Regions from separate parts of the Homo sapiens genome. Here region 2 is linked to region 1. Evidence: read pairs that join two places in POLR2A ChIA-PET (ENCODE). Cell type or tissue: MCF 10A. All regions are shown on one strand. Each heading gives the region's core, and the rest is flanking DNA. Links, peaks and the distances in the headings are about the cores only. Region 1 holds the start of SNX21 (sorting nexin family member 21). Region 2 overlaps WFDC3 (WAP four-disulfide core domain 3).

Region 1 (10,956 bases), core at 1,857-9,856:
TCAGCCTCCCGAGTAGCTGGGACTACAGGCGCCTGCCACTACGCCCGGCTAATTTTTTGTATTTTTTAGTAGAGACGGGGTTTCACTGTGTTAGCCAGGATGGTCTCGATCTCCTGACCTTGTGATCCGCCCGCCTTTGCCTCCCAGAGTGCTGGGATTATAGGTGTGAGCCACCGCGCCTGGCCAGCTCTCAGTTTGGTTTTAAAAAAAGGACTTCTTGGGCAGGTTGCAGTGGCTCACACACACACCTGTAATCTCAGCACTTTGGGAGGCTGAGGCAGGTGGATCACCTGAGGTTGAGAGTTCGAGACCAGGCTGACCAACATGGAGAAACCCTGTCTCTACTAAAAATGCAAAATTAGCCAGGCGTGGTGGCACATGCCTGTAATCCCAGCTACTTGGGAGGCTGAGGCAGGAGAATTGCTTGAACCTGGGAGGTGGAGGTTGTGGTGAGCCGAGATTGCTCATGGCACTCGAGCCTGGGCACCAAGAGTGAAACTCTCTCTCAAAAAAAAAAAAAAAAAGTACTTCTCTAACACTTCTCATCTCCATTTTTAGAAAAGAGTCAGAAAGTGGATCTCAGGTCAGGGCCTCCTTCAGGCAACAACATCTAGGCAAGATTTAATGACGTTTCATTTTCACTACTTACTTATTTACTTTATTTATTTATTTAGTCTCGCCCTGTCGCCCAGGCTGGCATGCAGTGGCACAATCTCCGCTCACTGCAACCTCTGCCTCCTGGGTTCAAGCAATTCTCCTGCCTCAATCTCCCGAGTAGCTGGGATTACAGGCGCCTACCACCACATCCGGCTAATTTTTGTATTTTTAGTAGTGTCGGGGTTTCACCGTGTTGGCCAGGCTGGTCTTGAACTCCTGACCTCAGGTGATCTGCCCACCTCAGCCTCCCAAAGTGCGGGGATTACAGGTGTGAGCCACCGTGCCTCACCTTTTATTTTTATGGCTAGCTTCTCTCGGTGGCAAGTGAGACTTTCCACGTACGGTAGTGCTATGAAGTTGTCTTTTAAAATTACTTAAAGGATGGGCACAGTGGCTCATACCTGTAATCCCAGTACTTTGGGAGGCTGAGGCAGGAGAACAGCTTAAGGCCAGGAGTTCGAGACCAGCCTGGGCAACATGGCAAGACCCTGTCTCTAAAAAAAAGAAAAAGAAAAAGAAAAAGAATTAGTTGGGCACTTGTGGTCCCAGCTACTCAGGAGGCTGAGGCAGAGAATCATGTGAGCCCACGAGTTCAAGGCTGCAGTGAGCTATGATCACGCCACTGCACTCCAGCCTAGGCGACAGAGCAAGACTCCGTCTCGATAAACTTATTTAAGAAAAAAAATAGGTTCGGCTGGGCGTAGTGGCTCACACCTGTAATCCCAACACTTTGGGAGGCTGAGGCGGCAGATCACTTGAGGTCAGGAGTTCAAGACCAGCCTGGCCAACAGTGAAACCCCATCTCTACTGAAAATGCAAAAGTTAGCCAGGCATGGTGGTGGGCACCTGTAATCCTAGCTACTCAGGAGGCTGAGGCGGGAGGATTGCTTGAACCTAGGAGGTGGAGGTTGCAGTGAGCTGAGATTGCACCACTGCACTCCAGCCTGGGCAACAGAGCAAGACTCTGTCTCAAAAAAGAAAAAAAAAAAGATAAAGAAAAAAAAATAGGTTCATTTAAAGAAAAATGTTAAGAAGAAAAGGACACAAGTGGCATTTTTAGATAGGACAAGAATCAGGGAGGTATTGGAATGACTGAGGTTTGGAAAACACTGAACAAGATGATCACGAAGTTCCCCGCCTCCCAGGTCTGAGAACCTGAATATGGATTAACCTATAATGCCAAGCCAACAGGTTTAAAAGGAGAGTTAACCAGTGTTAGATGTTAAAGGCACCCTAACACCAAATCCAGATCTTTCTCTCACATTTGTTCTGTGGAACTGACAATACTCTAGCCACTCCTGGTCAGTTAGGTTTGCTTACTCTGTCCTCTTGAAGATTCACAGTGTATATCACTATTAGGGATTAAATACTTTAACAATAAAGAAACTTATTGTATTCTCATTTAACTCTGCATTCTCAAAACATATTGCCTGCAAAACCTTTATTTAGAAACAGCTATTAACATTCCAGGGAACTAGTTTTCTGCAGGACACACTTTAGGACACCAGTTTTCTTCAGGACACACTGGTCTATATAATAAGCCTTTATGTTCATCTAGTTTACATTTTGTATCCATTATCTCATTGACCTTGTAACATGCAGCCAGATGGGTGATAATGACAGTAGTTCCATTACCCAAGCATTTACCCTGTGCCTCCTGTTGTACCAAGCACTCTTTACATCTGTGATTTCATTTAATCATCACAACAGCACTGCAAGGAAGGTCCTTATCTCTGACAGCTGAGGAAGCAGGCTCAAAGAGGGGGAAAAGGGCTCAAAGACTTGCCGTAAGTCACACAGCTGGAAAACAGCCCAGCTGGGATTTAAACTCAGGTTGATCTGATTCCAAAGCCTGTGCTCTTCACCCCCACAAGTTGAGTGGGGAATTAGGGTCCCCATTGTACACAGGAGGTGCCTTGCTTCTCCAGACACAGGCCGGGGCATACTTGGCCATCCTGCTCTATCTTGTCATCCCTTCCCATCCAGGTACCCACAGTCACCCCCATTCCTCTCAGCCTCTGAACTATTCCTTGGTGTCCCCTTCCAGTGTATGAACCCAGAGTTCTGAGACCTTTGCCACTTCAGACTTCATCATTGGCCACACGTGGTGGTGCACAGCTGTAGTCCTAGCTACTTGGGAGGCTGAGGTGGGAGGATAGCTTGAGCCCAGTTGGAGGTTGTAGTGAGTTATGACTGCACCACTGCACTCCAGCCTGAGTGACAGAACGAGACCCTGTCTCAAAATTTTTTTTTTTTTTTTTTTTTTTTTTTGAGACGGAGTCTCGCTCTGTTGCCCAGGCCGGACTGCAGTGGCTCGATCTCGGCTCACTGCAAACTCTGCCTCCTGGGTTCACGCCATTCTCCTGCCTCAGCCTCCCAAGTAACTGGGACTACAGGCGCCTGCCACCATGCCCGGCTATTTTTTTGTATTTTTAGTAGAGACGGGGTTTCACCGTGTTATCCAGGATGGTCTCGTGACCTCGTGATCCGCCCGCCTCGGCTTCCCAAAGTGCTGGGATTACAGGCGTGAGCCACCACGCCCGGCCTCAAAAATTTTTTTAAAAGACTCAATAATCGGAGTCGGTCCCTGCTGAAATTGGAGTAGTCACCCCATGGGTGTGGCCCTTGCTTACTAACAGCAACAGAAAAGGGTGGAGAGGCCCAGATGTGGGACTGGGCTCCAGGCCCCCTCCTGCTGAGTCAGAGGTGGAGAAGGGTGGTGAAGAGGAGGGGAGTGAGAGATGGAGAGCTGCCACTGACAGGAGTGGCCAGCTCAGCTGGCTTTCAGGCCTGGCCTGAAAAGGGACTGGAGCAGGAGTCGCTGTGGGCATTAAAGGAGCAGACCTCATTCTCCAAGTCAGTCTCTCAACAGCAAGGAAAACAGCAAGGGACTCCAAGGTCCTCCCCAACATTGCTCTTCATCCTAACCTCCACCAACCCTCTAAGTCTAGCCCTTAGGGACAAGGTCGGGTGCTTGAGAACTGATTGACCTGTGCGTTATAAGGACACAGCAGGCCCTAGATGACAAACATTTTCAACCCAAAGTTAAATAATGATGACATAGCTACCATTTCATTGACCACGTCATAATGCCAGGCACACTGCTAAGGGCTTTTTGTCCATTGTCTCATTTAACTCCTGCTGTAATCTTCTGCATTTTCCCCATTGCTATAATGAGGAAACGGAAGATGACCAAGGTTAAACAACTCACCCAGAGTCAAACAACTGGAAATAAGTGGGAGTCAAGATTGGTCTGGATCGAAAGCCTATTTCCTTAACTACCAGCCCATGCAACTTGGATCTCAAGTTTGACCCAGATAACATCTGTCTCTCTGTATCTCACATCTTGCTACAATTTGCAAAAACCTTGTGGGCTGGGTGGGGAAGTGCACACACCAGTTCTCTTAGTCTCAAAACCAGGTTAAGAGGAAGGTCCTTAATCCCCACTTCAGTCAGTCTCAAGGAAACTAAGTCTTGTGTGAGGATTTGCTCAAGTTACATCCCCTTTCTGACCTCAGTTTCCCCATTTGTAAACAAGGTAACCATTTATAACTACATAGACCCCTCAGGAAGTTGGGGTCTTCCCTACTTGCTCCTAGCCATACTTCTGGACTCACAGCCCAGGGGTTCTAGACCCTCACTCACCACGTACTTGGAGGGCGGGTCCTTGACAACGTTAGCGCTGGTCACTTCGAAGAGCAGCCGCTGGGGTGCCAAGGTGTTCCGGGACTTCTTCCAGAAATCCTGCAGCTGCCGCGCCAGGAGCTGACTGCCCCACTGCCCATCAGGTGGGGGGCTCCGTTCTGCAGACACATGACCAGTCATATCAATGGGCCTAGGGCCAGGGTCGACATCAACCACTGACGTGGCCTCACTCATCCTCCCAGTGTGAGGCAGGACTTACCCCCTTTTTACAGAAATGGAAACTGAGGGACAGAGAGGCACCGAGGAGCCAAACACCGTGCCTGGCAGACAGTAGGGGCTAAATTAATAGCTCCACCCTCAAAATATCGTTAATACATCATTTCCATTCGGATCCCAAGCCCTGTACATTTAATGCCTGCAGCAATTCTGAGATGAGAGTGAGTTCTCCCACTTGACACAAGGGAAAACTTGGCTCAGAGGGGGGTTAAGACTCTCTCAAGGTCACACAGCCAAGAGGTGGCCCAGGCGCTTTAAGAAGTGTGGGAGTTTCAGCTGGATCAACTTAGCGCCCTGGATGCTCTGGGAACGCGGCTGGGATGGAGGCCTAATCGAGCCCCAGGGTTCCCGCCTCCGTCCTCCTGCACTCGCCTGCGTCTTCTCCTGACGTCCCATCCCCGAGGGGCAGCTGGTCAGGGCCAGCCTCCTCGTCGTCCTCGTCCTCGTCGTCCTCGTCGTCCTCGGCGCTGGTGAAGCTGAGGGTGCCGCTGAGTCGGGAGGACAGGCCCTCGGCGTCGTCGTCCTCCAGCTCTGAGCTCTCCGGAAACTGCTCGGCCTCTGGACTGGCCGCCGCCTCCCCGGGGCCGTCGCCGGCCAAGGCGTGCCGCAGCCGGTGCAGGAGCCGGGAGGCCATGGCACCCTGGGGGGAGCGCGCGACGCTGTGTACCGGATCCCGGAGGAGGGGTACCCCAGCCCGGCGCAGGAGGAGGAGGGGCGGGGCCCGAACCGGAGAGGGAGGGGCGCGGTGAGGCCCCACCCCCTGGCAGTCCGAGGTCTTGCGAACCAGGGGACCCAGCCAGCATCGCTTTCCCCCCAACCCACTCAGCCTAGGACCGCGTTCCTCCCCGGAGGGGCTCAGGACCCTCCCGATGTCTCTTGCGCCGCCTCGTGCGCCTCTACCTCCTGCGTCCCACGGTGCATTCAGGGGCGCGCCGCGCCCCAGGGGTCCGGGTGCAGCCCCCCGCAGCCCATGGAGGTCGGCCGGGTTCTGCAGGGCTCCGCCGGGCTCAGGCCGCTCAGAGCGCCGCTCGGGCAGCTTCCTGCCGCCGCCCCGCCTCCTGCCCCGCCCGCTCGCCCGAGCCGCCCGAGAATCCCGGGCCCTTGGCTCCAGGAGGGACTTGGGAAGCCTGGGTCGGCCTGAGGGAGTCCCAGGCCTGCCGCAGAGTCATCCCAGTCCGGCCAGGCGCGTACCCTCCTTGAATCCTCCCACCCCACCCACGTCATCTCCAATCTGTCCCACTCATTTCCACCCAACGCTCTTTAACTTCACAAAGTAATTATGCAATAGTAGGGAGGCCATGTCTCCCGAGAGAAAACGAAGGGCCAGGAGAAGATGCGTGATTTGGGTTGGTTGGAATCTGACCTCGCTGAGCCTAGGTTTTCTCATATGTAAAACAGGAACAATACTGCTAAAACTAATTTTGCAGCTCTTGTAAGAACGCTCGTCCCGTGCCTGGCATAGAGCAAAGGCTGACGAAATGATCACTTACATAATGATTATTGTTTCTACAGTGTTCACAGGCTTGCACAATCTGATTTGAACCTCACACATGGGAAGTAGGCAAACAGGGAAACTGAGGACCAGAGAGGGTGAGTTACTTGGCTTAACCACACAGCTTGCCAGAGGTTTCTTTCTTTCTTTCTCTCTCTCTCTTTCTTTCTTTCTCTCTCTCTCTTTCTTTCTTTCTTTCTCTTTTGAGATGGAGTCTCACTCTGTCACCTAGGCTGGAGTGCAGTGGCACCATCTCTGCTTACTGCAACCTCCGCCTCCCTGGGCTCAGGTCATCCCTCCCACCTCAGCCTCCCCAGTAGCTAGGAATAGAGGCGTTCGCCACCACACCCAGCTAATTTTTGTATTTTTTGTAGAGATGGGATTTGGCCATGTTGCCCAGGCTGGTCTCGAATTCCTGGGCTCAAGTGATCCACCTGCCTCTGCCTCCCTCAGAGGTTTCTGAGTATGGGGCCTGGAGCCCAGGTCCCCTGCTGCATACTGCCCTTTTCCTGTGCAGCAGGCCTGATAATCTCAGTGGCTCCCCAGCTTTGTTTTATCTTTTATCCGCAGGGCAGCTGCAGGTCAAGAAAAAGTTATTGTGGCTTCCTGTCACAAAGCCTAGGTATCAGTTGTTAGGGCAGATTTTGATAGTTATACAATACAATAAATAAAATCAAAATCTCTCCAAAGTAGCTCCTACCCTTTCTGAGTGGCACAGGAGAGAAGGGTGGGGGAAAATGCCTTGGGATAAGCAGAAGGTATTTCAGCTCCCTGCCCTCCCATGTGAGCAGAAAGGCTGGGGTTCTTATTTTCTGAGGGTCCACTTTCTACATCCTGCTCTAGGCACTTTACTGTCACATCTCTCCCTCACAGCGTCCTGGGGAAGAGGCTGTAACTGGACATTAATGGTCCATTTTCAAGATGAAGAAACTGAGGCAAAGTGACTTCCCCAAGATCCACATCTGGGAAATAGAGGGGCTGGGATTTTAAGCCTAAGTTTGTGCAATTTTATTTATTTATTTATTTATTTTTAGAGAGGGAGACAGAGTCTTGCTCTGTCGCCCAGGCTGGAGTACAGTGATGCAATCTTGGCTCACTGTAACCTCTGCCTCCCAGGTTCAAGCAATTCTCCTGCCTCAGCCTCCTGAGTGGCTGGGACTACAGGCATGTGCCACCATGCGGCTAATTTTTGTATTTTTAGTAGAGGTGGGGTTTCACCATATTGGCCAGGCTGATCTGGAACACCTGGCCTCAAGTGATCCACCTGCCTCTACCTCCCAAAGTGCTGGGATTACAGGCGTGAGCCACTGTGCCTGGCCAGTTTGCACAATTTCAAACCTCGAATTACTCTTCATTTGGCTTATGGGCAAGATATTGGGACAAAAAAGGCATACTTCATTCATTAATTCAACACTCACTCATTCACCAACCATTGGTTAAAAAATAACTTGTCCTTCGGTATATGCCTTACATGTCTGGGCACAAAGCTGGTCTTCATGAAACCATGGGTTGTTAGAGCAGGAGGGCCCCTCAGAAATCTGGCCTATCACCTCCATTTTACAGATAGGTAGTCTGAGGCTTAGTGAGGGGAAGGGCTTATGCTGGGTCATATAAACAGTCAGAACTAGGAGATCTGAAGGTTGCGCATTCTCCACTATTATTATTTCTTCTTCTTTTTGCTTCCTTCTTCCTCCTCCTGCTTCTTCTTCCTTTTTTATTTATTTTTATTTATTTTATTTTTTTTGAGACAGAGTCTTACTCCATCACCCAGGCTGGAGTCCAATGGCACACTCTTGGCTCACTACAACCTCCATCTCCTGGGTTCAAGCGATTTTCCTGCCTCAAGTAATCCCAAGTAGCTGGAATTACAAGTAATCCCAAGTAGCTGGAATTACAGGCATGTGCCACCACACCCGGCTAATTTTTGTATTTTTAGTAGAGATGGGGTTTCACCATGTTGGCCAGGCTGGTCTCGAACTGCTGACCTCAAATGATCCACCTGCCTCAGCCTCCCAAAGTGCTGGGATTAGAGACATGAGCCACCGTGCCCGGCCTCTTCTTTCAGAGACAGAGTCTCACTCTGTTGTGAGGCTGGAGTGCAGGGGTGCGATCATAGCTCACTGCAGCCTCAAACTCCTGGGCTCAAGTGATTCTCCCACCTCAGCCTCCCAAGTATCTGGGACTACAGATATGTGCCCACCATGCCTGGCTAGTATTTTATTTTTTGTAAAGGTGGGGTTGCATGTTGCCCAGGCTGATCTTGAACTCTTGGCCTGAAGAGATCCTCCTACCTCTGCCTCCCAATGTGCTGGGATTACAAGTATGAGCTACCACCCACCATTCTTTGTTTTATTTTAATTTTTTAATTGGAGACAGCGTCTCGCCATGTTGCCCAGGCTGGTATTGAACTCCTGGGCTCAAGAGATCCACCTGCCTCAGCTTCCCAATGTGCTAGGATTAAAAGTGTGAGCCACTGCCCCCATTCTTAAATTCTGTATGGATATCTCCCTACAGCCTCCCTGAGAAATGGTCATCTAGCTCCTGTTTGGGTATACTCAGTGATACGGAGCTCATTACCTCCTGAGGCCACCTGTTCCCATTATTGTTCAACTATGACTATTAGGAAGTTCCCCCTTATATTGAACTAAATACCATCCAGTTCAGTTATTCTTATGTAGAATATAATATCTGTTGAACACCTGCTACATAGCAAGTGCTGAGCACTGGGAAATGTGATGATCTGTAGAACATAGAATGGGTTGTGAGCATAAGGTATGCTCAGTGCTATGATTGAGGAAACTACTAGAGACCACCTTGGACTCCCTGGTCTGGACACAGTGGGGGAAGGATCCCCGAGGAAGTGATGTTAGAGCTTAGAAAGATGATAGGGAAGTAGACAGATGAAGAGAGGAAAGATGGGAGTTTCTGGCAGAAAAAAACAGCATGTGCAAAGGCTTGAAGGTTCATAGAAGGTGGTGTTTAGAGTAGTCTTTTTTTTTTTTTTTTTTTTTTTGAGATGCAGTCTCCTTTTGTCGCCCAGGCTGGAGAGCAGTGGCATGATCTTGGCTCAGTGCAACCTTCGCCTGCCAGGTTCAAGTGATTCTTCTGCCTCAGCTTCCCAAGTAGCTGGGACTACAGGCGCCCACCACCACACCCAGCAGCAATTTTTTGTATTTTTAGTAGAGACAGGGTTTCACCATGCTGGCCAGGATGGTCTCGAACTCCTGACCTCGTGATCTGCCAGCCTGCACCTCCCAAAATGCTGGGATTACAGGCATGAGCCACCGTGCCCAGCCTAGAGCAGTATTTTAAAGTCTGATCAGAGCAGACAGCAACATGATGTGGAGGGAAGGAGTGAGATTAGAAGGGCCAATGGGACCTTGCTTGGCTACATTAAGCAATTTGGGCCTTACCTAATCCCTTGAATAAACAAAAGAACAAAGGCTGGGCTCAGGGGCTCATGCCTGTAATCCTAGCACTTTAGGAGGCTGAGGCAGGCGGATCACTTGAGGTCAGGAGTTTGAGACCAGCCTGGCCAACATGATGAAACTTTTTTTTTTTTTGAGACGGGGTCTTGCTCTGTTGCCCAGGCTGGAGTGCAGTGGTGTGATCTCGGCTCACTGCAAGCTCTGCCTCCCAGGTTCACACCATTCTCCTGCCTCAGCCTCAGCCTCCCAAGTAGCTGGGACTACAGGCGCCCACCACCATGCCCGGCTAATTTTTTTGTATTTTTAGTAGAGATGGGGTTTCACTGTGTTAGCCAGGATGGTCTCGATCTCCTGACCTCGTGATCCGCCCATCTCAGCCTCCCAAAGTGGTGGGATTACAGGCCTGAGCCACCGTGCCCGGTCGATGAAACCTTGTCTCTACAAAAAGTAAAAAATTTGCCGGGTGTGGTAGCTCACACCTGTAATCCCAGTGCTTTGGGAGGCTGAGGTGGGCGGATCACCTGAGGTTGGGAGTTTGAGACCAGCTTGACCAACATGGAGAAACCCTGTCTCTACTAAAAATACAAAATTAGCCGGGCATGGTGGCTCATGCCTGTAATTCCGGCTACTCGGGAGGCTGAGGCAGGAGAATTGCTTGAACCCAAGAGGCGGAGGTTGTGGTGAGCCGAGATTGCACCATTGTACTCCAGCCTGGGCAACAAGAGCAAAACTCTGTCTCAAAAAAAAAAAAAAAAAAAAACCAAAAACAAAAATTAGCTGGGCGTAGTGGTATGTGCCTGTAATCCTAGCTACTCAGAAGGCTGAGGCATGAGAATCACTTGAACCTAGGAGGCGGAGGGTGCAGTGAGCCGAGATTGTGCCACTGCATTCCAGCCTGGGTGACAGAGTGAGAGTCTGTCTCAAAAACAAAACCCCAAAAAACCAAAAAACAATAAAAACTAAATTGGAATCCCATGGGTCTCCCTCACCCTTTGGCACCCTGCCTGCCTGGGGGAGGCCTTATTTAGCTTGGCCCAGCCCTGCTGAGCTTTCCTTGGGAATGTCTATATATAGGGGAAGGGGGCAGCCCAGTTGCCACTGTCCATCTGCATTCCTTGGTGTCCAGCCCCCCTTTCCTGGCCCCAGAGCCTGCTATCGGTTGTCTTGGTGCTCTTTCTGTCCACGTAGCCACTGTCTACAAGCCTTGCCTACTCCCCAGTGCCCAGCCTGCACCTTGTGGATTCTCAGGTTGGGCTCCCTCTGGACTTGGTCTGCCCACCCCTTTACTCCCCAGATGACCAGATTTCTTCACTGAGCTCTAGGAAGGGGCCAGCTGTCCTTTTACCACTTAAAGAACCTTCCCCTGCCTACTCCTTACTTCAAAAAAAGTGAATCCAAACACCCTTTCCCTGGAGAAGGTAACTTTCAGAGAAGGATCTTTGCTTTCAATGATTATTT
Region 2 (10,956 bases), core at 1,912-9,911, 55 kb after region 1:
TAGTAGAGACGGCTTTTCAGCATGTTGGTCAGGCTGGTCTCAAACTCCTGACTTCAGGTGATCCACCGGCCTTGGCCTCCCAAAGTGCTGGGATTACAGGTGTGAGCCACCATGCCCAGCAGGAGTACAATTTCTCACCAGCCCCTTTATTCAAAACCAGGATGGTTTTCTTCTTCCCTGATCACTTCCTCTCAGAACCTGAAGCCCTGTAACATGTGACAACCTTTTTCCTTCCAGTCAAACCTCTCCAGGTAGGAGGCCCCTTGCTGGTACCCATTGGGTCTGTCTGTGCCCGGCTTAGGCAGCTATCTTGGGCAGCCTGCCCATTAGAGAGAATGGAAGGTTGTTCTCCTTGCCAGGACTCTTGAGGCCCAGCTCTGGAACCAGCCTGGGAATCTGTCTCAGGCAGGTCACTGACTGCTGGCATGTAGGGCTTGGTACAATCTTCCCAGTGTTTGAAGCTGAGGGCTGAATTGTAGGGGCTAAGGGCGAGGCTGGCACCCAGGCACAGTACCTTTGTGAGCTGCTCTGGCCCCTGGCCAGCCCAGATAGGGCTTCCTTTTCCACTGGAGCTTGGCAGGCAGGCTAGAATAGTGATCTCCCGCAGATGTCCCAGAGCCTGCTGGGCTGAGCGGGGTTCCTAGCCTGGTGGGAGGTGATACTGGCTACTGCATTGGTAGTTAACTACTTTTGTATAGCTCCAGCCCTAGGGGAGGGCTAGGCTACTCACCCAACAGGACTGGTTGCTATACCCAACTCTACAGGAAGCTCTCCTTCCAGGGCTATGAAAAATTTCGCTTTCCTTAAGCTCTGACATTGCCAGAGGTTTACCATAGCCAGCGCTGGTCTGTTTGGCAAAGTGGAGGTTCAGTCAGGTTGCCTGAGGGCAAGGGCAGACATTGGGTCCTGCTCTCATGACACTGTTCTAGTCTGAACATGGGTCTGAATCCTGGCTCTTCTGCTTGCTTGCTGTGTGGCCTTGGGCAAGTCCCTTCATTTCTCTGAATCTCACTTTTATTATCTGTAAAATGGGGATAAGGATGTTTAGCTCCCAGAGTGATAATGCAGTTGAGAAGAAATGCATTTTATTTATTTATTTATCTGGGACAAGGTCTCACTCTATCACCCAGGCTGGAGTGCAGTGGTGTGATCTCAGCCCACTGCAGCCTCAACCTCCTGGGCTCAGGTGATCCTTCTGCCTTAGTTCCCTGAGAAACTGGGACTACAGGCACAAACCACTGTGTCCGGCCAGAAATGCATTTAAAAAAGTCTGCAGTAAACCTGCCAGATAATGCTCAAGAGAGCTCATATGGTCATGCCAAGTACCTCTGTGTTCTGGTCCGCCCCTTCTCTGCCTCCCCACCTATCTGATGCCTGACCTATCCGTTTACTCACCCACTTATTCATGTATTCACTGTATATTGAGTGTGGCTACCCTACCTGGCATGTGGGTCTGCAGTGGTGAGGAAGGCAGCCGTGGTCCTTGCCACCCTGGGGCTTGCTCATATAGTGTGACAGACAGGAAATAATCAAGAAAACAAATACATAATAACCCCAAGATGATGATGAGTCATGAGTGCTTTGAAGGTAAAGGAAGAAGAGAGAAGGAGGCTGCTTTCATTTGAGGTTGGAGAGGTAGGCAGGGCCCAGACTTTCGGGGGTCTTCAGGGCTTCTCTCTTAGGCTTTATTCTAAGTGCAATAGGAAGCCTTTGAGGGGGTTTAAAAGCAGGAGAGGCCTTGTCCAGTTTTCATTTTAAAAAGACCACTCTGCCAGTATATGAAGAATGGATGGGGGCAAGTGTAGAAGATGGAAGACCAGTTAGGAGGCTATTGTGGCAGGCTGGGAGAGATGATCGGGGCTTAGACTGGGTTGGAGATACTGCAGACATAGAAAAATGGAAGGCGGCCGAACGCAGTGGCTGATGCCTGTAATCCCAGCACTTTGGGAGGCCAATGCGGGCAGATCACGAGGTCAGGAGTTTGAGACCAGCCTGGCCAACATGGTGAAACCCCATCTCTACTAAAAATACAAAAATTAGCCGGGCATGATGGTGGGCGTCTGTAATCCCAGCTACTCGGGAGGCTGAGGCAGGAGAATCGCTTGAACCTAGGAGGTGGAGGTTGCAGAGAGCCGAGATCGCACCACTGCACTCCAGCCTGGGCAACAAGAGCGAAACTCCATCTCAAAAAAAAGAAAAAAAAAATCCAAAACAAAAAAGCCCCCAAAAAACCAATAACAATGAAAAAGAAAAATGGAAGGCTTACATGTTTGTGAAGGTAGAATTAATGGGACTGGGTGAACAAGTAAGTGGCTGCAGGCATTGAGGGAGACGGGGTATCAAGAAGGGTGGTAGATATTCAGCTTGAGCAGTTGGGTGATGGTGGTGTTCTTTACTGAGACAGGGACAACCTGGGGGAAGAGGTTTTGGAGTGAAGATTCTGATTCTGGCCTGACAGTTGTCTTCTTGGGCCTCCTCATGGCTCACCTCCCCACTGTATGAAACCTGACCACTCCAGATCCCCTGTGACCCTCTGTTTTGCTTATTAACATATATGTATTATCTTTTACGTGGGCTGATGGCATGGCCTCCCTGGGTGTCTGGCTGACCCTTTTCTAAAACCTCACTGCAGGTTGTACAGAAAAGAGTTAACATAACAAGCCTGAGACCGCTCTTCTTAAAAAGGCTTGCTGGCAAGGCTGGGCCTTGGCTGGCTTCTGGGAACTTGGATTTTGTGGGTATTTGTACTACTCTAACTGATAAGAGTGGTTCACTGTGCCTAAACTGTTTGTGTAAACATTGTGGTTTAGGCTGAACATCTGCTTTCCTTCTGAGAGTCTGGAATCTTGGTACGTGCTAGGCAGAGGGTGCCTAAGTGACCAGCCCCCAGTAGAGAACTTTCACAGTGAGTGTCTAATGAGTTTCCCTGGTAGAAAACACTTCACACATGTCATAATTCCATGCTGGAAGAATTAAGTGCATCCTGTGACTCTACCGGGAGGACTCTTGAAAATCAGCACCTGATTTCCTCTGGACTTTTCCCTTTGATGATTTTTCTTTGTATCCTTTTGCTGTAATAAATCATAGCCATGGGTATGACTATACGCTGAGTCCTGCTAATGAATCACTGAACCTGGAAGTAAGTGGTCTTGAGGACTGCCTACACACTGGTGGATAACTTTTCCTAACCTCTAAAACTATCTACCACTGGATCTTCTCTTTTGGTGGAACTGGGCAGAGTGAGTCCCAGTGCTTCTTGGTTTTTGTGTGATCCTTGCTGCAGTGTAGGGGATCATGATGATGTGTGTGTGTGTGTGTCTATGTGTGTGTTTGAGATGGAGTCTCGCTCTGTCACCCAGGATGGAGTGCAGTGGTGTGATCTCGGCTCACTGCAACCTCTGCCTCCCAGGTTCAAGCAATTCTCCTGCCTCAGCCTCCCCAGTAGCTGGGATTACAGGCACCCATCACCACACCCGGCTTTTTTTTTTTTTTTTTGTATTTTTAGTAGAGACAGGGTTTCAACATGTTGGCCAGATTGGTTTTGAACTCCTGACCTCAAGTGTTTCACCCACCTTGGCCTCCCAAAGTGCTGGGATTACAGGCATGAGCCACTGAGCCAGGCCCATGATGTGGTTTAAAGGGCATGAGACCTTATATCAGAGCTGGGGATTTGTGACTCAGTTCTGCTACCATTGACCTCAGGCCAATCCCTCTCTCTAGTTGTCTGTCTCTCTATTTACAAGAGAAGGGGAGTAAGTTTGTTAGCTCAGAGGGCCCTTCTTGGGTTAAGAAGTGCTGAAATTTTACTTTTCCAACAACAACTGGCATCTTTCTCTCAGACATAGTGGCAGGTTGGAGCTGAGGCAGCAGGACAGACTGTGAGTGAGTATTTCCTGGGCTTCAGCTTCACTCCTTTTTTGGTGATAGCTTAGAGTCTTGGGATGGGTGCTGATAGAGGGTGGGGAACCGTCATCCCCATTCTGGCTACTGTTCCTATTTCTCTTCCTGATTCCTGGTAAGCTAATTGTGAGGTGATTAGGGAGCATGTCTTATGAGGAACTGACCTTACCTAGCATGGCAAAGCCAGGATCGTGAAAGACAGAGGATCCTGCCTGAAAGAATGGCATCCGCCAGGTTTTTGTAAGGTCTCTGGGGATAGGAAAAGGCCCAGCCAGATTTCAGGTCAGTATAAAGAGGTACAAAGGGCCAGGCATGGTAACTCATGCCTGTGACGTCAGCACTTTGGGAGGCTGAGGCGGGAGGATTGCTTGAGGCCAGAAGGTCAAAACAAGCCTAGTCAACATAGTGAGACCCTGTCTCTATAAAAAATAAAAATAATTAGCTGGGCCTGGTAGTGTGTGCCTATAGTTCAGCTACTCAGGAGGCTGAGGTTGGAGGATTGCTTGAGCCCAGGAGTTCAAGAGTTTGAGGCTGCAGTAAGCCACCATTGCGGCACTGCACCCCAGCCTGGGTGACAAAGCGAGACCCTGTCTCAAAAAAAAAAAAAAAAAAAAAAAGGTATAAAGGCTGTCTAGCTTAAGTAGGATAGCATAATCTGGCTTGGAGGTAGTGAGGCCCCATTAATTCCAGGTGTTAGAGCTGAGAGAAAGGGATCACGTGGCAGGGATTCATATAAGGCAGGGTGTCAGACTGGGTGGCATTGCTGGGCACTGGTCAAAAGCGAGGTGCTGTGACCCTCTGGGCCTCCAGGAAGCCTGGCCTGGAAAAGGGTAGAGGTAAGTGCTCCATGCCTGGTCTTGAGGACGAGGGCAGAGAGTAGCAGAGAGCTCCTGGCATTGGTCATCTCAAGGTCAAGCTCAGCAAAATGGTGAAATCTGGGACGTATGGCACTCCCAGTTTCTAGGGCACATGGCATAATTTTATGAGATGTTTATGTCACCGGGTTTTTCCACCAGGGAGATTTTTACTCCCAGCCTTCTCAGCTGTGAGATAGAAGGCTTTTGTTCCTTGTTAAATGGATTTCAGTGTTTGTCAAGCAGGTGGGGAGGTGCAGGGAGATGCATTTGGTGGTTACAGTGACCACATTTTCTGAGTCAAAAATCAGGACACATAGTTTTGATGTGATCTCACAGTAGCACAGGATATTTGAAATAGGGGCTGTTCAGGAAAATCTCAGGATACAGGGTTACTACGCCTGGGTTGTTTAGCTGCATGTATTCTCCTTGGATTCCAATACTTGCTTTTTCCATCATGGCAGACTTCCCAGAGCCAGCTGTATGCAATCATACTTACCTGTTCCTACTCAGAGGCACTGGGCCAGTCTTGCTTTGGTTTTCTGCGAAATCTTTAATTGCCTGTCACCTTTCTCTTTACTTAAGAAGCTTGAAATAAACACTAAGATGAATGAGTCATGGTGAATTGGTTTGGTTTGGATGTGGCCTTCTTTGGGTGTGCCTGCGCCTGGGGCCCTGGCCAGTTGCCTGCATGTTTTAAGGATAGTGTAGTAGAAAAAGTACTTTACCGCAAATCAAGAGGCTGAGTGTTGTCCTGCCTTGCTGCTGACTCACTCTGTAGTTCTGGGCAAGATTCTTCTCTGAGTTTATTTTCATAGGAAATGTGTTTGGCTGCACACAACAGAAAATTAATCATATAGGGGTTTGTTTTTCTCATATAACAAGAATTCCTGAGGCTGGGATGGTGGCTCCATGATGCTAACAAGGATGAAACTATTTCCCTCTTTCTCCTTTGCAATTCTTTTTTTTTTTTTACATTTACATTTTATTATTTATTTATTTTAAAAGACGATGGTTAGATGCCACAAAGTAGGTGGCAATGCTTGAACCATATGCATGTTGTCAGGCCCAAAGGCCTCTTCCATCCTTGTCGAGGGGAGTGCTAACCTTCTCTCCTTTCATACAACACCTCTTTGCAATTCTTGACCATTTCGTTATGCTGAGTTGCCTCCTCATTGAAAGAAGGCTACTCTGCCTCTCTGTGTAATGTCTATCTTTGGACTGGAAGAAGAAAGAAGTGAGGGAGCAGTTTGAAAGGGGTATTCCCTGTGTCAGGAATACAAAAGTTTCCCAGTTTATGTCCTAGTTTGTGGTCACCCCTTGTTGCAAGAGAGTATGGGGAAACAAATCATTTTAGCTGGACCTGTTGCCTCTCAGAATAAACTTGGTATCCAGTATCTATTGCTGCATAAGAAACCATCTCCAAACTTCATGACTTAAAGCAATATAGTTACTCTTTCTCACAGTTGTGTAGGTTGCCTGAGCTTGGCTGGGCAGTTCATATACCCACATGATGTAGCTGTGGTCATTCATTTAGCTGCATTCATCTGGGAGCTTAGCAGGGAGCTCAACTGGAGCCACAACGTCCAGGATGACCTCTCTTCTAGGTTCTGTCTCCATGGGGCATCTCATCATCCCATAGCGTAGTTCAAGCTGCTTTATAGCATGGCGGCTGGTTTCCAAGAGGAAGTATTCTGAGTGGACAAGCCCCAGTATGCTAGTGCTTATCAAGGCTCTGCTTACATTACATTTGCTAATGTCCCATTGGTCAAAGCAAGTCAGATGGTCAAACCCAGAGTAGGTATGGAAGGGGACTACAAAAGGGCCTGAATCCCAGGAGGTAAAGTTCACTGGAGGCCACCATTGTAAATGTCTGCCACAGGGAGAATTCAGGGAGAATGTTGGCCACAGTGGGTTAGACCTGAACAGTGTTTTTCAAACTGTGAGTCCTGAAAGCAATTTAGTAATTAGGAAAAATAAGAACTAGAATATAAAATATCAGGGTGGGCTGGGTGGGGGGGCTCACGCCTGTAATCCTGGCACTTTGGGAGGCTCAGGCGGGAGGATCACTTGAGCCAGGAGTTTGATATCAGCCTAGGGAACATAGTGAGACTCTGTCTCTACAAAATAAATAAATAAAATTACCCAGGCCTGGTGGCTTGTGCCTCTAGTCCCAGGTACTCAGGAGGCTGTGGTGGGAGGATCCCTTGAGCACAGGAGTTTCAGGCTGCAATGAGCTATGATTGTGCCACTGTACTTTAGCCTGGGTGATACAGTGAGACCCTGTCTCTACAAAATAAATAAATAAATAAGCCAGGCATGATGGCATGTGCCTGTAGTTCTAGCCACTCAGGAGGCTGAGGTGGGAGGATCCCTTGAATGCAGGAGTTTGAGGCTGCAGTGAGCTATGATTATGCCACTGCACTTTGGCCTGGGCAACACAGTGAGACCCTGTCTTAAAAAAAATCAGATGTATTGCAGATACATGATACACATAAATATTTACATTATATATGTATATAAATATATAACTATATATAAACATACACATGGGACACAATGAAAAATGTGTTTCATATTGTGAGCGTCTCTGGGCTCCAATGCTTTGATTATGTAGCAGAGTTTGGTGGTGAATGTCCCGCTGACCCCCTTCCGTGTGAGGAGCTGTGTGATGGGGATGCATCCTGTCCCCAGGGGCATAAATGCTGCAGCACCGGCTGTGGCCGCACCTGCCTCGGAGACATTGAGGGAGGTATGTTGGCTCTTTTGGGAAGAAATCCTTGAGTGTTTCCTGAGAAGAGTGCTTCTCTTTCCCTTCCTGGGAGGAGCTAGGATTCTCATCCTTCCTGTCCCTCTGGTCCCCCAACCCAAAGCAACCCATTCTTCTAGGGCCGAGGGGCCCTGTCGACATTAAAAGAACTGGGGGAAGGCACTGTGGGGCAGTAGGAACTACTTGGGCTGGAAGACAGACAGTGTGGCTTTTGGTCTTGATTCTGCTGAGGTTTTGCTTTGTGACCTTAGGTAAGCAAACCCGTCTTTTTGAGCCCAAATTTCTTTATCTGTAAAATGAAGGAGTTGCCCAAGATCCTGATTTTCAGATCTAATTTTTAACAAAAAGCTTCTCCCCTGCCCCAAATGAAATCTTAGTTGGAAACACACACACACATATATATATATATATATATATATATTTTTTTTTTTTTTCTTTTTTTTCTTTTTTTTTTTTTTTGAGACAGAGTCTTGGTCTGTACCCCAGGCTAGAGTGTAGTGGCGTGATCTTGGCTCACTGAAACCTCTGCCTCTGGGGTTTCTTCTGCCTCAGCCTCCTGAGTAGCTGGGATTACAGGCACACGCCACCATGCCCAGCTAATTTTTGTATTTTTAGTAGAGATGGGTTTTCATCATGTTGACCAGGCTGGTCTTGAACTCCTGACCTCGTGATCTGCCTGTCTCGGCCTCCCAAAGTGCTGGAATTACAGGCGTGAGCCACCACGCCCAGCTGGAAACACACACACACACACACACACACACACACACACACACACACAGAGATAAAAGCATTCCTGTTCCAATGCCTTTTTTTCTTCAACATTTTAAAAAAACAAATATTTTTGAGTGCCAGGCACTGTGGATCTCCATTAAAGAATCATTGACCCTTGTGCTATCTTAGTCCCTTTAGATTCCCAGGCAGTGCTCAAGGCTGAGGACAGACTCTTGTCCGTATGTAGCTTATAGCCCATCAGGCAAGATAGACATATTCCTTTTAAATAAGGGATTATGATAAAGTTTGATGAGAGGAAGCATACAGGGTGCTACAGGAGCACAAAGCAGGGACATCAAACCTTGTCTAGGGTGGCAGAGGAGGCCACCGTGAAGAAGTGACACTATGAATCCAGAGCATAGGGGGAGGGGGAGTGGTCTGGGAGGCTTGCCCCTGCCACACTTCACCCACCCCCACCCCAAACCTGCAGAGGTGTCAATCCCTGAGTTACCTCTTGGGAACTCCCTTTGGGGCACCATTTGAAAACTCTGGGCTCAGAGGTCTCTTGGGTTCCTAAAGATTCTGAGATCCTCCAGCGCCATGGTTTCCCAGCCAGTTTAGTTGGGTCTAGTGAGGGTCAGGGGTTGATTGACCTAGAGCCTCTGTGTGTAAGTTCACGATGGGAACATGGAGATGGCAGAGCTGATGCCCTGTCCCTTTTCCTGTGCCTGTTGTTCCCACAGGGCGGGGCGGTGATTGTCCAAAAGTTCTGGTGGGCCTGTGCATTGTTGGCTGTGTGATGGATGAGAATTGTCAAGCTGGAGAAAAATGTTGCAAGTCAGGCTGTGGCCGCTTCTGTGTCCCACCAGTCCTGCCCCCAAAACTGACCATGAACCCCAACTGGACTGTGAGGTCTGATTCCGAATTAGGTGAGTACAGTCCATTGTCATCAACAATAACAGACAACTGCTATGTGCAAAGCACTGGCTTAGGTGCTGGGAAGGGGACTTCAGAAGGTCAGGAAAAGTCTAGTTGGAGAGAAAGAACCTATGTCCCAGATGAAAACCCTCATACAAACAGTACAGGCTTACACCTGTTCTCAGGTGTGGCAAACCTGTGTCCCAGATGAGAACCCTCATATAAACAGTACAGGCTTACACCTGTTCCCAGGTGTGGCTCCCTGGGAAGGTCTCTGTGGGAGAGGTGGGATTTGATTGAGGTGCTTAAGGCTAGGCAGATGCGACAAAGGGAGGATAGCACAGGGACATGCCAGATAGGCAATCTGGTGATTGCTGGCAAAGGAACACAGGGTGGGAATGTGTGGGATATGTTTGGGAGGTGAGGAGTGGGGGCAGGGTGGGTAAAGGAACAGACGTATCTCCAGTTTTTTTTTTTTTTTTTTTGAGATGGAGTTTCACTCTTGTCACCCAGGCTGGAGTGCAATGGCACAATCTCGACTCACTGCAACCTCTGCCTCCTGGATTCAAGCAATTCTCCTGCCTCAGCCTCCCAAGGCTGGGATTTACAGGCGCCTGCCATCATACCTAGCTGATTTTTGTATTTTTAGTAGAGACAGTGTTTCACCATGTTGGCCAGGTCTGGTCTCGAGCTCCTGATCTCAGGTTATCCACCCACCTTGGCCTCCCAAAGTGCTGGGATTACAGGCATGAGCCACTGTGCCCGACCATAATTCCAGTTTTTTATAACAGGAGATACAAGGTTGACATCTGAATAATAAGAGCCTTCAGTGCCAGTTTGGATTGGATTGTCTGGGAAGCAAGGAGCTATTTAAGACTTTTGAGAGCAATATAGGCCAAGCTTTCCTAGGGTGGAGGGAAAACATTTCAGGTAGCTGAAGCCAGGAGGGCACAGCTGTGACTTGATGTTTCTTCTACTTGCAGAGATCCCGGTGCCCTAGCTGTGCTGATTTGTCTGGAGCTTCTTTGGTAATTCTGGAAGCTTTTCCTGGCAGTCAAGAGAGGGTGACATCCTGGGGCTTGTGACATTTCCAGGGGCACTCATGGCCCTCTCTGCTCTGCTTCTCCTCCTGCCGCTGACCAGAGCATGGGAAATAGCCCTGGATTGGGTAGTGGGTGTGTGGTGCTTCTCTTTCCCGATAAAGGCTGGTGCTGACCTCTTGTTTGTGCTATTTGAGGGCTCAGATGATATGGGAGAGCTAGAGGGTATGTGTGTGCCTGTGGGATTGTACGATTTACATATTTAGGACAGATGGGTAATCCATTCTTTGTGAGGACACTGAAAATGGGTTTTGGTTGGGTGTGGCTAGGGAAGAGATGGGTGGAAACTAAACTGAGAGTGACTTGCCATAGATGTCTTTCTCAAGCCCTGGTGGGGGTGGAGGTCAGTCTCTTTTAGACCTGCTGACCTTCTTTCTTTTATTGGAGAATGTGGGTTGAGGGTGGAAACTAAACTGAGAGTGACTTGCCATAGATGTCTTTCTCAAGCCCTGGTGGGGGTGGAGGTCAGTCTCTTTTAGACCTGCTGACCTTCTTTCTTTTATTGGAGAATGTGGGTTGAGGGTGGAACAAGGGTGAGTGGCTAGTTTTTTTTTTTTTTTGAGATGTAGTCTCACTCTGTTGCCCAGGCTGGAGTGCAGTGGCGCAATCTTGGCTCACTGCAACCTCTGCCTCTCAGGTTCAAGTGATTCTCCTGCCTCAGTCTCCCGAGTAGCTGGGACTACAGGCGCGCTACCATGCCTGA

The links. Peaks named below come from ENCODE experiments on the same cell type or tissue, not always from the same donor. Only the 100,000 strongest peaks of a DNase experiment are listed, where the experiment ranks them.
Region 2: POLR2A ChIA-PET joins it to region 1 with 16 read pairs; 5 of 35 experiments call an interaction of 5 or more read pairs at or near these places.

Annotation. Positions count from the first base shown.
Region 1 is chr20:45,828,463-45,839,418 of GRCh38, reverse strand. SNX21 (sorting nexin family member 21) reads right to left here and starts at 5,620. Exons shown (of 4, transcript NM_033421.4): 1 at 5,479-5,620; 2 at 4,951-5,218; 3 at 4,303-4,460. The coding sequence starts at 5,499. It also overlaps a transcript of TNNC2 not described here. RefSeq lists silencers at 5,037-5,086, 5,127-5,246, 5,267-5,576. In MCF 10A, for the core only: no CTCF peak of the experiment used is centred there; DNase peaks (open chromatin) are centred at 3,328, 5,338 and 5,778.
Region 2 is chr20:45,773,625-45,784,580 of GRCh38, reverse strand. It overlaps WFDC3 (WAP four-disulfide core domain 3), which reads left to right. Exons shown (of 7, transcript NM_080614.2): 5 at 7,372-7,506; 6 at 8,979-9,164; 7 at 10,137-10,368. The coding sequence ends at 10,153. It also overlaps the pseudogene RNU6ATAC38P. Among named protein-coding and RNA genes, the nearest start is that of WFDC3, 13 kb to the left of the region's middle. RefSeq lists enhancers at 569-738, 4,141-4,641, 6,337-6,631, 8,835-9,004 and a silencer at 2,997-3,291. In MCF 10A, for the core only: no CTCF peak of the experiment used is centred there; a DNase peak (open chromatin) is centred at 5,390.